Regions from separate parts of the Homo sapiens genome. Here regions 2, 3 and 4 are each linked to region 1. A link is a contact called in ENCODE Hi-C or POLR2A ChIA-PET data. All regions are on one chromosome and are shown on one strand. The core of a region is the stretch at or near the end of the contact, and the rest is flanking DNA. Distances in the headings are between cores, read along the strand shown.

The links. A loop is a pair of places that touch in the nucleus more often than their neighbours do. ChIA-PET counts read pairs that join two places held with the same protein, here RNA polymerase II (POLR2A). Pooled maps may share reads with other maps.
Region 2: a pooled map shows a loop between it and region 1 (4-fold over the local background). The contact joins the enhancer-like site here to the promoter of UBE4A in region 1. A Hi-C loop is called at or near these places in 1 of 50 pooled maps. POLR2A ChIA-PET finds 5 or more read pairs at or near these places in 4 of 52 experiments (CD8-positive, alpha-beta memory T cell, K562, activated CD4-positive, alpha-beta T cell and 1 more).
Region 3: a pooled map shows a loop between it and region 1 (5-fold over the local background). The contact joins the promoter of HMBS here to the promoter of UBE4A in region 1. A Hi-C loop is called at or near these places in 1 of 168 maps with a recorded cell type or tissue (naive thymus-derived CD4-positive, alpha-beta T cell) and 5 of 50 pooled maps. POLR2A ChIA-PET finds 5 or more read pairs at or near these places in 2 of 52 experiments (activated CD4-positive, alpha-beta T cell and activated CD8-positive, alpha-beta memory T cell).
Region 4: a pooled map shows a loop between it and region 1 (4-fold over the local background). The contact joins the promoter of HYOU1 here to the promoter of UBE4A in region 1. A Hi-C loop is called at or near these places in 1 of 50 pooled maps. POLR2A ChIA-PET finds 5 or more read pairs at or near these places in 3 of 52 experiments (B cell, T-cell and naive thymus-derived CD8-positive, alpha-beta T cell).

The regions. Positions count from the first base shown.
Region 1 is chr11:118,358,268-118,360,922 of GRCh38, forward strand. It overlaps UBE4A (ubiquitination factor E4A), which reads left to right and starts at 1,333. Exons shown (of 20, transcript NM_001204077.2): 1 at 1,333-1,407. RefSeq lists an enhancer at 1,270-1,339.
Region 2 is chr11:119,320,061-119,322,715 of GRCh38, forward strand. No RefSeq gene overlaps it. Among named protein-coding and RNA genes, the nearest start is that of MCAM, 4.3 kb to the left of the region's middle. RefSeq lists enhancers at 653-1,278, 1,279-1,904 and a silencer at 777-1,216. Within about 2 kb of position 1,296, at least 30 of the 41 ENCODE cell types and tissues checked have a DNase peak (open chromatin) inside an H3K27ac peak, as active enhancers do.
Region 3 is chr11:119,083,542-119,086,196 of GRCh38, forward strand. It overlaps HMBS (hydroxymethylbilane synthase), which reads left to right and starts at 1,340. Exons shown (of 14, transcript NM_000190.4): 1 at 1,340-1,525. The coding sequence starts at 1,493. RefSeq lists enhancers at 941-1,638, 1,568-1,617.
Region 4 is chr11:119,055,901-119,058,555 of GRCh38, forward strand. It overlaps HYOU1 (hypoxia up-regulated 1), which reads right to left and starts at 1,305. Exons shown (of 26, transcript NM_006389.5): 1 at 1,120-1,305; 2 at 170-267. The coding sequence starts at 260. RefSeq lists enhancers at 403-903, 904-1,403, 1,763-1,812 and silencers at 883-1,162, 1,253-1,532.

The sequences.
Region 1 (2,655 bases), core at 83-2,582:
CACATCTGCCAACAATTACTTTCCTTTTTTTTTATAGTAGCCATCCTAGTAGGTATTAAGTGGTATCTCATGATTTTTTTTTTCATTTCCCTAAAGACTAGTGGTGTTGAGCACTCTTTCATATGCTTATCCACCATTTGTACAGTTGGCCTTCCATATCTGTGGGCTCTGCATCTGTGGCTTCAACCAACCATGAATTGGAAATATTCCAAAACAAATTTCATCTGTATTGAACATGTACAGACTTTTTGTCATTATTCCCTAAACAATACAACACTATTTAGATTTATGTTGTATTAGGTATTATAAGTGATCTAGAGATGACTTAGTCATCTCTAGGATGACACAGGAGGATGTGCATAGGTTATATGCAAATACTGCATCATTTTATGTAAGGAACTTGAGCATCCTTGGATTTTGGTACCCAAGGGGGTCCTGAAACAAATCCCCCACAGATACCAAGTGGATAGTCATTCTCTTGGAATGTATCTTCTTTGGAGAAATGTCTATTCAAGTCCTTTGCCCTTTTTTGAACTGAACTGTTTGGGGGTTTTTCGTTCTTGTAGTTCTTTACATATTCTAGAGATGAATCCTTTATCAGATATATGAGTTGCAACTATTTTCTCTCAATCTGTGAATTTTCACTTGCACAGCGCTTTTAACTCTTGAAAATTATGCTGCTTCTATTATTTATGTGTATCCCGATCTCTTGCCCTCGTGACCCGCCCGTCTCAGCCTCCCAAAGTGCTGGGACTACAAGGCGTGAGCCACTGTGCCTGGCCATCTATGTGTATCTCAAAACAACCTTGTAGGATGTATACTGTCTCCACTTTACAGATAAGAAAACTGAAATCCAATCAAAGATAGCACACTCCAAAGATTGCTCCAAAGACAGCACAACAATAACAAACTTGTAGTTGTTATTGCTGTTAGTGTTATCCCTTTGAATAATAGAGAGTAACAGAAGCTGCTTCAAAAAGGTCTAGGACTGGTGGGAAAATAAGAGAGCAGACCCCCAACAGAGGTTGCGAGCAGAGCCAGGGATCACAGAGTTTTATCTGCCCTCGGTACGCTGATTTCCAAAACCCAGCCTCATATTCTATACTCCAAAGCGCACTGCCAGGTGGGCCAACTCCAGCCCCCACAATCCGATGCCAAGGCCACTTCTTGCCACTTCCTGCCCGCCTCCAGCCCGCCCCTAACAAGCTAGCGCATGCGCTGTAGGACTATTTGCGCGCCGTTCCCCCCGGTGAGCCTGCACACCGTGCTTCCGGCGCGGAGATGAACTTCCACATGCCCCGGCGCTTGTTGATGACGTAACTTCCGGTTGCTGTGCTGAGTCGGAAGTGGGAACCCTTCGGCCGCTGAGATTCTGTCGTGTCGTCGCTGCTGGCACTTCAGGCTCTGGTAAGACAGGCAATAGCTTCAGGGGACGGGGTCGTTGACTTTGCGTTGTGATATTTTCTGCTGGTCCAATGCCACTTCAAGCCTGTTCACTCTTATCTTCTCCAAATTCCTTCTCCTATGCTTTGCTAACCAGGGACCTTCTCCTTCTTGAACTTCGACCCTGTCTGATTTGGAACCCCTTACAGTGCCCCAGCTTCTGATGTCTCTTTGTACATTTCTGTCCCCATCTTTGCCAAGCCCCTCCTGGAAGAGGCCGGAGCGCTATCATTGCATTATCTTTTGACTTAACTTTCTCTAGAACGTGCCCCGGGCGGGTGGATCTCCCTCCTTCCCGCGAATCCCTTATGGAGCATGGAAGGATAAAATATAAAGAGTAGATAACAAATAGGCAGATGCCAAGAAGATAAGATTAATCGTGAGTCGTAAGCAAACCAGTTCAATGCATACGTCAGGGTGTTGATAATTCTTAAGGCAGGTGATGAGTTCACCACAGATAACTCTTGGGGCACTCTGCTTCATGTTTCCTTGGGTTTAGAAGACACTTCTAAAATTGAGTGACCATGCCTCATGACCTTATATTTGATGAGCCTTCCTTTTAGGATCAGTTTTATGCCCTGACAGCAAGCATGTGTTTAGTCTCGCTGTCATTTACTGTTTTGGTCTCACGTGGAAGCCCACCTGCGATAAAATGGGATCCAAGAAGGACTGCTGTCTGCTTTTTGACTTGAGATCCTTCTAGGCTGCAGATAGATGTGTTGATGGAATTTGTTGCCACATTAGCATGGCCTGATAGTGTTAGGTGAAACATACGACAACGAAAATTGTTTCTTAATTTCTATTTTAAATTGATATTTTAATTTCTATTTTATATTGATATATGTATTATTTGCCAGGACACAGACCTTATGGGAGTATGATTTGATAGAGCTTGATTTTGACGATCCCAGTTTTACAAAGTGTTCCAGATATTTCTGTTGAAAAACAATACCAAGTCTGATGTTAACACACTTGTGTGTTCATGAGAGCTGACAGTGGTCTTAAAGGATTAGTGGTACTATTCATAAACAAAAGCTTGTATTAGGAGGAAGTGACAGAATTTTGTAGGACAGCTATTATAGATATAGATCTTTGCAGCAAGTGTATCAGAGTGAAACTTGTTTTCAAGGAGGATATATTTTAAAAGAATCAAATCCAAAAGCTTCTAAGGTTGGTAGCTGTACCATCCCAAAGTGTCTGACAACAGGATAG
Region 2 (2,655 bases), core at 46-2,545, 960 kb after region 1:
GAAACCGGATACTGTACTGGGGGGTGGATGGAAGATGTGGGGGAAGAGATTGAATCGGGGGAAGCAGCCCTGCTCCCGCCGGATGCTGTCTCACCCATGTCCTTCGCACCTGACCCAGGGCAGGAGGAAGGAGGCACAGCCGGGATGGAGGTGCACCCCACACCACCATGGGAGAGAGGGAGGGTGGCCTTCTGCGGGATGGGAGGGGCTATTTTTAAACTTGGAAAAACCGTGAGTTCATCTCCATTCTGGAGGCTGCAAAGGCCCCATTGTACAGGGGTCTAGAGAGGGGGAGCGGGGGGAGGGGGCGACGGGCACAATGGCGAGGATTATGTTGGAGCAGGCAGGGGGGTGGAGGGCGGAGAGCGGGGGAGGGGCTGTCTTCGTCACAGATGGCCTACTGAACTCTGGGGTCGAGCCAGGCTGGGGCTTGAACTGGGGGGCAGGGCCCACCCTCACAAAGATCCCCGTTGGGGAACTGGGGTCTCTGACATCCGGTGGCCCATCCTGGGGAGGGGGCTGACGGTGGGATTCCCACAGCCTGGCTTTCCCAGGGACCGCAGGGTCTGTTCCCAGGCTCCCAGCATTCCGACGACTCCCCTGAGAGCTGCTGGCCTCTTCCCTCAGCCCCTTCCCTGCCAGGGGGTGGGGGGAGAGAAGGAGAAAGAGGATGTGGATGCATCGGGACTCCTCCTGGGGATGATGGACTCTTAAGCCAGAGGCGGGGGTTGGGTGGGCAGCAGTGGGTGGTTAGGGTAGGTTGAGCGGGATCGGAGTCCCCAACCCCGCGGACCCCTCCTCCGACCGACTGGGACTGTCCCTCTCGTACCCCCCGGTCTTAGGAGCCTCCGCACGGGGGCCAGCCCACCTGCCGGACCTCAGGCCTCCGGCACCCAGGGCCTCCACCCAGGGGACCCGGCCGCGGCGGGAAGGCGCCGGCGCTAAGCTCCCCAGGAGCCGGCCTCGAGGTCCCGCCCGGCGGAGGCAGGGGGCGGGGATCCGGCCGCTCGCCCCAACCCAAACATTACCATAAATGCTCAGGCGGCTGCGGGTGGATGGGCGCGCGGGGAGCCTGGGGCTCTCCGGAAGCCCCAGATCCAGTCTCCAGGCCCGACCCAGCGCGAGCCCGCGCAGTGATTCGGTCTGACCAGCCGTCCCCTTTACAAAGCGGTGCAGCCGGGGATGGCAGAGCTGGGGTGGGCGCGGGGACAGGGTGGAGAAAACCCAGGCCGCAGGGGGCGTCTCGGGGCTGCCTCCTGGGTAGGCAATGAGGCTGTGACCTCTGGTTAAAGAAAGAGTGGGGCCCTCTAGCTAGATGGCAGCGTCGGCGCCGCGGGGAGGCGGCTCTGTCTCCCTGCAGCTCTGCGGGCCCCGCTGCTGTCAGCGGTGACACCCTGGGTCTCGGTTCCCCGGCCCCAGCACCTAATCCCCTTCCCTCTCCTCTGCCCCCAGCCTGCACCTGGGGAATGAAGGGTGATGGGGGCGGAGGGTGGTAGCAGGATGCTGGGAGTTTACACCTCTCCCCTTCAGGGAAGTTCACATCCGCTCCCCAGAATACCACCATCCAGGGAGAGGAATGTCCCCAGAGAGCTCTTCAAATCTGACTTTGAGTCGTCACTGAGGGGAAGGCCGGCTGGTCTACAGGAGGGGGCCTGTGGGAAACCTGGGGGCGCCATGTTGAGGTCTTCTGGCCCCTCTCCTCCCTGAAGGACGCTCCTGCAGTTCCTCTTCCCTGCCACACGGGGCTGCCAGCATCCCAGGGGTAGCCCTGGAGAAGGGGAGCCTTGTTCCATCCCATCCCGGCGATGCCTGGGACCCTCACTGCTGCTGCCAGGGCTGATCTTGGAGCCGGGAGTAGAGAGGGGAGGAAAGAGGCTGGGCGCGGTGGTTTATGCCTGTAATCCCAGCACTCTGGGAGGCCGAGGCGGGCGGATCACGAGGTCAAGAAATCGAGACCATCCTGGCCAACATGGTGAAACCCCATCTCTACTAAAAATACAAAAATTAGCTGGGCGTGGTCGCGCGCGCCTGTAGTCCCAGCTACTCGGGAGGCTGAGGCAGGAGAATTGCTTGAACCCAGGAGGTGGCGGTTGGAGTGACCCGAGATCACGCCACTGCACTCCAGCCTGGGCGACAGAGTGAGACTCCGTCTTAAAAAACAAACAAACAAAAAACAACTGTGTTAACAGCTGGCACGGTGGTGTGCACCTGTGGTCCCAGCTACTCGAGAGGCTGAGGTAGGAGGATTGCTTGAGCCCAGTAGTTCAAGGCCAGCCTGCGCAACATATGGAGACCCTCATCTCCAAAAATAAACAAATAAATAATTGTGAAATGCACATAACAGAATACTAACCAGTTTAAACGTCAGCGTTCCGTGGCATTCAGCACATTCACAATGTTGTGCAATTATCACCATAATCAAGTTCCAGAATTTTGTCATCACTCCAAGGAACCAAAATTTGAACCAAGTTTTACCTAACGAACTCCAAAACCTGCGCAGTCTATGTGTAATAATCACAGCTGAATTAAGAGCTCAGTTGTGTGGTAAAGACAGGAAGTGCAACTGGGATTCAGAAAAGGGAGTGTTGATGTGGACTGTGCTGGCTAGGAAAGTCTTTCTGGAAATGTGAAGCCTTCAATGAAAGGTCAGGTTTA
Region 3 (2,655 bases), core at 90-2,589, 730 kb after region 1:
GGAGGTGGAGGTTGCGGTGAGCTGAGATTGCACCATTGCACTCCAGCCTGGGCAACAAGAGTGAAACTCCATCTCAAAAAAAAAAAAAAAAAAAAATGGGCGTCTCACTCTGTCATCCAGGCTAGAGTGCAGTGGCACCACCACAGCTCACAGCTACCTCGACCTCCTGGGCTCAAGCGATCCTCACACCTCAGCCTCCTGAATAGCTGGGACTACAGGTGTGTGCCGCCACACCTGGCTATTTTTGTATTTTTTGTGGAGATGAGGTTTTCACCATGTTGCCCAGGGTGGTCTCAAACTCCTGGGCTCAAGCAATCCTCCTGCCTTGGCTTCCTAAAGTGCTGGGAATATAGGTGTGAGCCACTGCACCTAGCTGGGTGATTATTAATAATCATGATTGTTAATTATGTTCATGATTACAGGCGCGGTGGCTCACGCCTGTACTCCCAGCACTTTGGGAGGCCGAGGTGGGCGAATCACCTGAGGTCAGGAGTTCAAGACCTGCCTGACTAACATGGAGAAACCTCATCTCTACCAAAAATACAAAATTAGCTGGGTGTGGTGGTGCGTGCCTGTAATCCCAGCTACTCGGGGGGCTGAGGCAGGAGAATTGCTTGAACCCGGGAGGCGGAGGTTGCAGTGAGCTGAGATCGTGCCATTGCATTCCAGCCTGGGCAACAAGAGCGAAACTCCGTCTCAAAAAAAAAAAAAAAATTATGTTCATGGGAAAGCACTTTTCCTAACAAGCCCTTTTCTCACTACATGTAGCGTTTGTGCTCCCACTTCAGTTACTTGTCTTTAGGCATGACCTTTAATCTCTCTGAACCAGTTTCCTCATTTTAAGAATTGAAATGCTGGCTGGGCCAGTGGCTCACGCCTGTAATCCCAGCACTTTGGGAGGCCAAGGCGAGATGACTGCTTGAGTCCAGGAGTTCGAGACTAGCCTGGGCAACATAGTGAGGCCACCTCCCCGCTGTCTCTATAAAAAAATCTAGAAATTAGTCCCACGTGGTGATGTGCGCCTGTAGTCCCAGCTGCTTGGGAGGCTGAGGTGGGGGGATCGCTGAAGCCGGGAGGTCAAGGCTGCAGTGACCCGTGGTCATGCCGCTGCACTCTAGTCTGGGGACACAGTGAGACCCCGTATCAAAAAGAAAAATGCTGCCTATTTCAAGGTTGTAGCAAAGCTAAGTTTGAACAGAGCAAAGGAAGCGCCATAGAAGCTGCACTACTTGCTCATGTCACAGCTGGGGAATGGGGTGGTCGAATGGGGAGGTCCACTGTCGCAATGTTCCAATTCCCGCCCAGAGGGAGGGACCTCCCCTTCGAGGGAGGGCGCCGGAAGTGACGCGAGGCTCTGCGGAGACCAGGAGTCAGACTGTAGGACGACCTCGGGTCCCACGTGTCCCCGGTACTCGCCGGCCGGAGCCCCCGGCTTCCCGGGGCCGGGGGACCTTAGCGGCACCCACACACAGCCTACTTTCCAAGCGGAGCCATGTCTGGTAACGGCAATGCGGCTGCAACGGCGGTGAGTGCTGAGCCGGTGACCAGCACACTTTGGGCTTCTGGACGAGCCGTGCAGCGATTGGCCCCAGGTTGCCATCCTCAGTCGTCTATTGGTCAGAACGGCTATCTTTTTTTTTTTTTTTTTTTTTTTTTTTTTGGTCCGAGTAGCTTTTAAAGGGCCAGTAGCTCGGTTGCCCTCCGGAAGGAATGGGGAAATCAGAGAGCGGTGATACTGGGTTAAGAGTGGAAGGATTGTTTGGAACGGAACTCCGGTCCCTGCGGGCATCTGGGTGGGATTCCCATCAGGCCTGGGATGCACGGCTCTAGATTTAGTGACCCAGACCAAGAACGTTCGTCTACACAGACGGGGTCCTTTCATTCGAGGCTGGGCTGAGGCGGATGCAGATACGGCCCCTTTGGGAAGACACGTTCCACTTTTGATTCATAGGAGAGAGTATCAGCCAAGCCTCCGAACTGCACACAAACGTCTTAGAAGTGCGCCTTCTTTTTGTGTTATAGTGGTCTCCCAGCCACAGCCAACGCTCCAAGTCCCCAGCTGTGACACACCTACTGAATTACTACCGTGGGTGGGAGGCCGCCGTGGGCCTTTCCATTACGAGCCTGCTTGCCGAGCCCTGGGCTTGTGCACAGACAAACTGCAGAGCTGGTGGAGGCCACTGCCAGGCCGAGATAAGAAAGAGATGGGGAGCTGCTAATCTCCCCCTGTCCAGCCTGTTGGTGAGGGCTGGGATCTTTGCTCTTGCAGTCATTCCAGAGCCCTGGACTAGGAGTAGGAAGATCTGAATTGTGGCCCCAACTCTCTTTCGGTTATTAGCTCTGTGACCCTAGGCAAGTCACCTCATCCCTTGATGCCACCCGTTGCTTCTGTAACATGGTCCCAAAGGTGCCTGTCTTGTCCACCTGATAGGATTTTTGAGACGACAACAATATGCAAAAGCAATAGCTTCAACATAGAAGTGCTCAGTGTTTTATTTTTTAATGAAACGGTTTGACTTGGATATGCTGTGCACATTCAATGAACTTAAGGAATTGTTTGAACCTAGTAGTTCTGGGACCTTAGAGTCCTTTCTGTGGGCTCCCTGTGGCCCAGAATTTTGGTGGCCACGTTTAATATCAAGCCTAGCCTAATTT
Region 4 (2,655 bases), core at 55-2,554, 700 kb after region 1:
CCTCTAATCAAAGCATACCACTTTCCATGGGTAAACGAAGATGGCAAAAGACAAAAAGGCCTGGACCTAACAACTCAAGAGACTTCTGGCCAACAGCCCCAAGCTCAATTCCCATCATGCATCCTTCAGTCATCATTTATCCATTTGCTCCCTCTACTGGGGTACATACCACTCAGTGCCAACAGGTCTGCCAAGAGCACAGCCACCAAGGCCCAACAGACTCGCCTCCTCGGCCTCTGCCTCCTAACTTTGTCTGCCATAGTGCCCCTGGGGGAGGCGAAGAAAGAAAACACTTAAAACTGGATACCCGGAGTGAAGGAGACAGAATCACATCCCAGAACGGAGAGGCTGTAAGATTCATATCTACTTCATTCTTACCCAGGGCAGATCAGCCTACTTCTCCCCTTCTCCCTCCTGATGGGTACAAACCATTCTCTAATCATCCCAGCAGCGCCCACACAAAGGCCCAAGTGAAAGAGCATGGGTCCTCGGCTTTGCCACATCCCTAAACAGAGAAGCTAACAGGACAAGAGAAAGGAGACCCGAGCCTTTTGTCCACCACACAGGCAGTGAGTGGCGCACCGCAGCACTGTGCCTGTTGTCAGACACCTGGGGTGCGGCCAGGGATCCCCGCCCAGGGCTCAACCACCTCCCCACACCTGGAGCTCCCCCGCTGACGGGGAAAGCCAGCTGGGCCTGGACGGGAAGAGAAAGGTAATGACGTTGGGGGTAGCTAGGATGAAGGAAAGGCCTATCTCCTCCTCGGCATCCCTGCGGGTTGTCCCGCCCCCTCCCCTTTCCCAGCTCACTCCCCGGCCCCGCTGTGCCCACAGACGCAGTGCCAGGGGCGGTAAGGTTCCCCGCCCGGCGGGTAGCCGTTACCCGGTGTTCACCTAAACCCCACCTGACGAAGGCGGCGGCTCCCACTCCCGGAAACGGATCCCGGCCCGCCCCAGCAAGTGGGGACAGACCGGGGGCCGAGCTGCGTGCCCCCCGGTGCGAGGCCGAGCGCCCGGCGTCCGCGCGGCCCTCCCTTGCGCTCCCGACCCGCCCCCGGAGCTCGCACGCTGTCTCCCCTAGGAGGGGTGGCCGGCCCGCACCTCCATCCACCCCCGCTACCTCTTGCCTCCGCTCCTGCGGCCCCAGCTCTGGGACAGACGCGGCACGAACGTACCCACGAGGCCGGCAGCGCCCCCCACCCGCGCCCTTCACAACTCCTCTCGGTTTGCAAACTGTTACATTAGCCACCAACCTCTCGGCGGCGTCTCGCGCACCAGCCGGCCCCGGACGCGGCGCGCGCTCATTGGAGCCTCGGCCGCCCGGCCCTGCGCTGCGCGCCCGGCCCCGCCCCCGCCGCCCCGGCGCGCGTACTCATTGGACCACGTCCCAGGCCCCGCCCCCTCCCTTTGCCAGCCTTGTAATGGGGCGGCGGAGGGGACCAGCCACCGGTTGGGCAGAAGCAGCCGGCGTCGGCCTGGGATTGGACCACGTCACGGGGCCAGCGCGCTCCACTCCTTCCTCCCCAGCGCCGGCCCCGGGGCGACCGCGGGACCTTTTCCGGCGCTGGATGCTTTGCTGCCGGGGTTCGGGAGTGACCTGCGCCTAGAGCAGGTCGGGCGCACTGCAGTCCCGCACTCGGGGCTCTTCTTCCGGTCACCTGTAGAGCCCGGCCGAGGAATGGAATAACAGGCGTCCTGTCCGCAGCCCCGCGGAGGGGGCGCTGGCCTGCCGGTTAGTATTGAGGTGCCCTAGGCTTTGGATAGACGTTGGAGAATGGCTGTCCCTCGGACTGAGTCCGTCGCAACCCCCTCTGTTTTACTGAGGAAACTGAAGCCACAGAAAAAGATGTTTGCTGATGGGTCAGAGATAACCGATGCATTCGTCGCAGAATCTGGCCAGGATTTCTTAGGTTAAGCCCCACTCATTTGTATAAGAAAGAATATTCCAAACTTAAGTACTACACACAAAAGACACTTTTATTTGTGAGGCTATAGTTGGTTGAGCTTGTGTGCACCTTCTCCTATTTCTGTTCTATTAAATCTTGTGAACATTTCTCTACTCTTTAGCTGTTTCTGTCATAGAATGACAGAAGCACCTCACTGCCTTCTCTTTTAACTTACAGCTCCATAGAAATGTGCGCAGTCGCCCGGGCGCGGTGGCTCACGCCTGTAATCCCAGCATTTTGGGAGGCCAAGGCGGGCGAATCACTGGAGGTCAGGAGTTCGAGACCAGCCTGGCCAACATGGTGAAACCCCGTCTCTACCAAAACTACAAAAATTAGCCAGGCGTGGTGGCGGGTGCCTGTAATCCCAGCTACTCACGAGGCTGAGGCAGGAGAATTGCTTGAATCCGGGAGGCAGAGGTTGCTGTGAGCCCAGACTGCGCCACTGCACTCCAGCCTGGGCGACAACAGCGAGACTCCTTCTCGAAAAAGAAATGTACGCAGTCCTTGGAGACTGCATTTTCCTTAAGTGTGGATGGAAATAAGTCATCTGTTTTCTCTCCTACTAAGTTGATGCCTGGCCACCCTTCACAGAAAGGCCCGCTTGAAGACCCTGGCTGTCAGGGCCAGGGTTGTGTCAAGCCTGAACTTGTTTAAGGAGCTCTTAGCTCTTCCTTTCTCTACATTTTTCGTGATGCTTAGGTGGAGAGTGG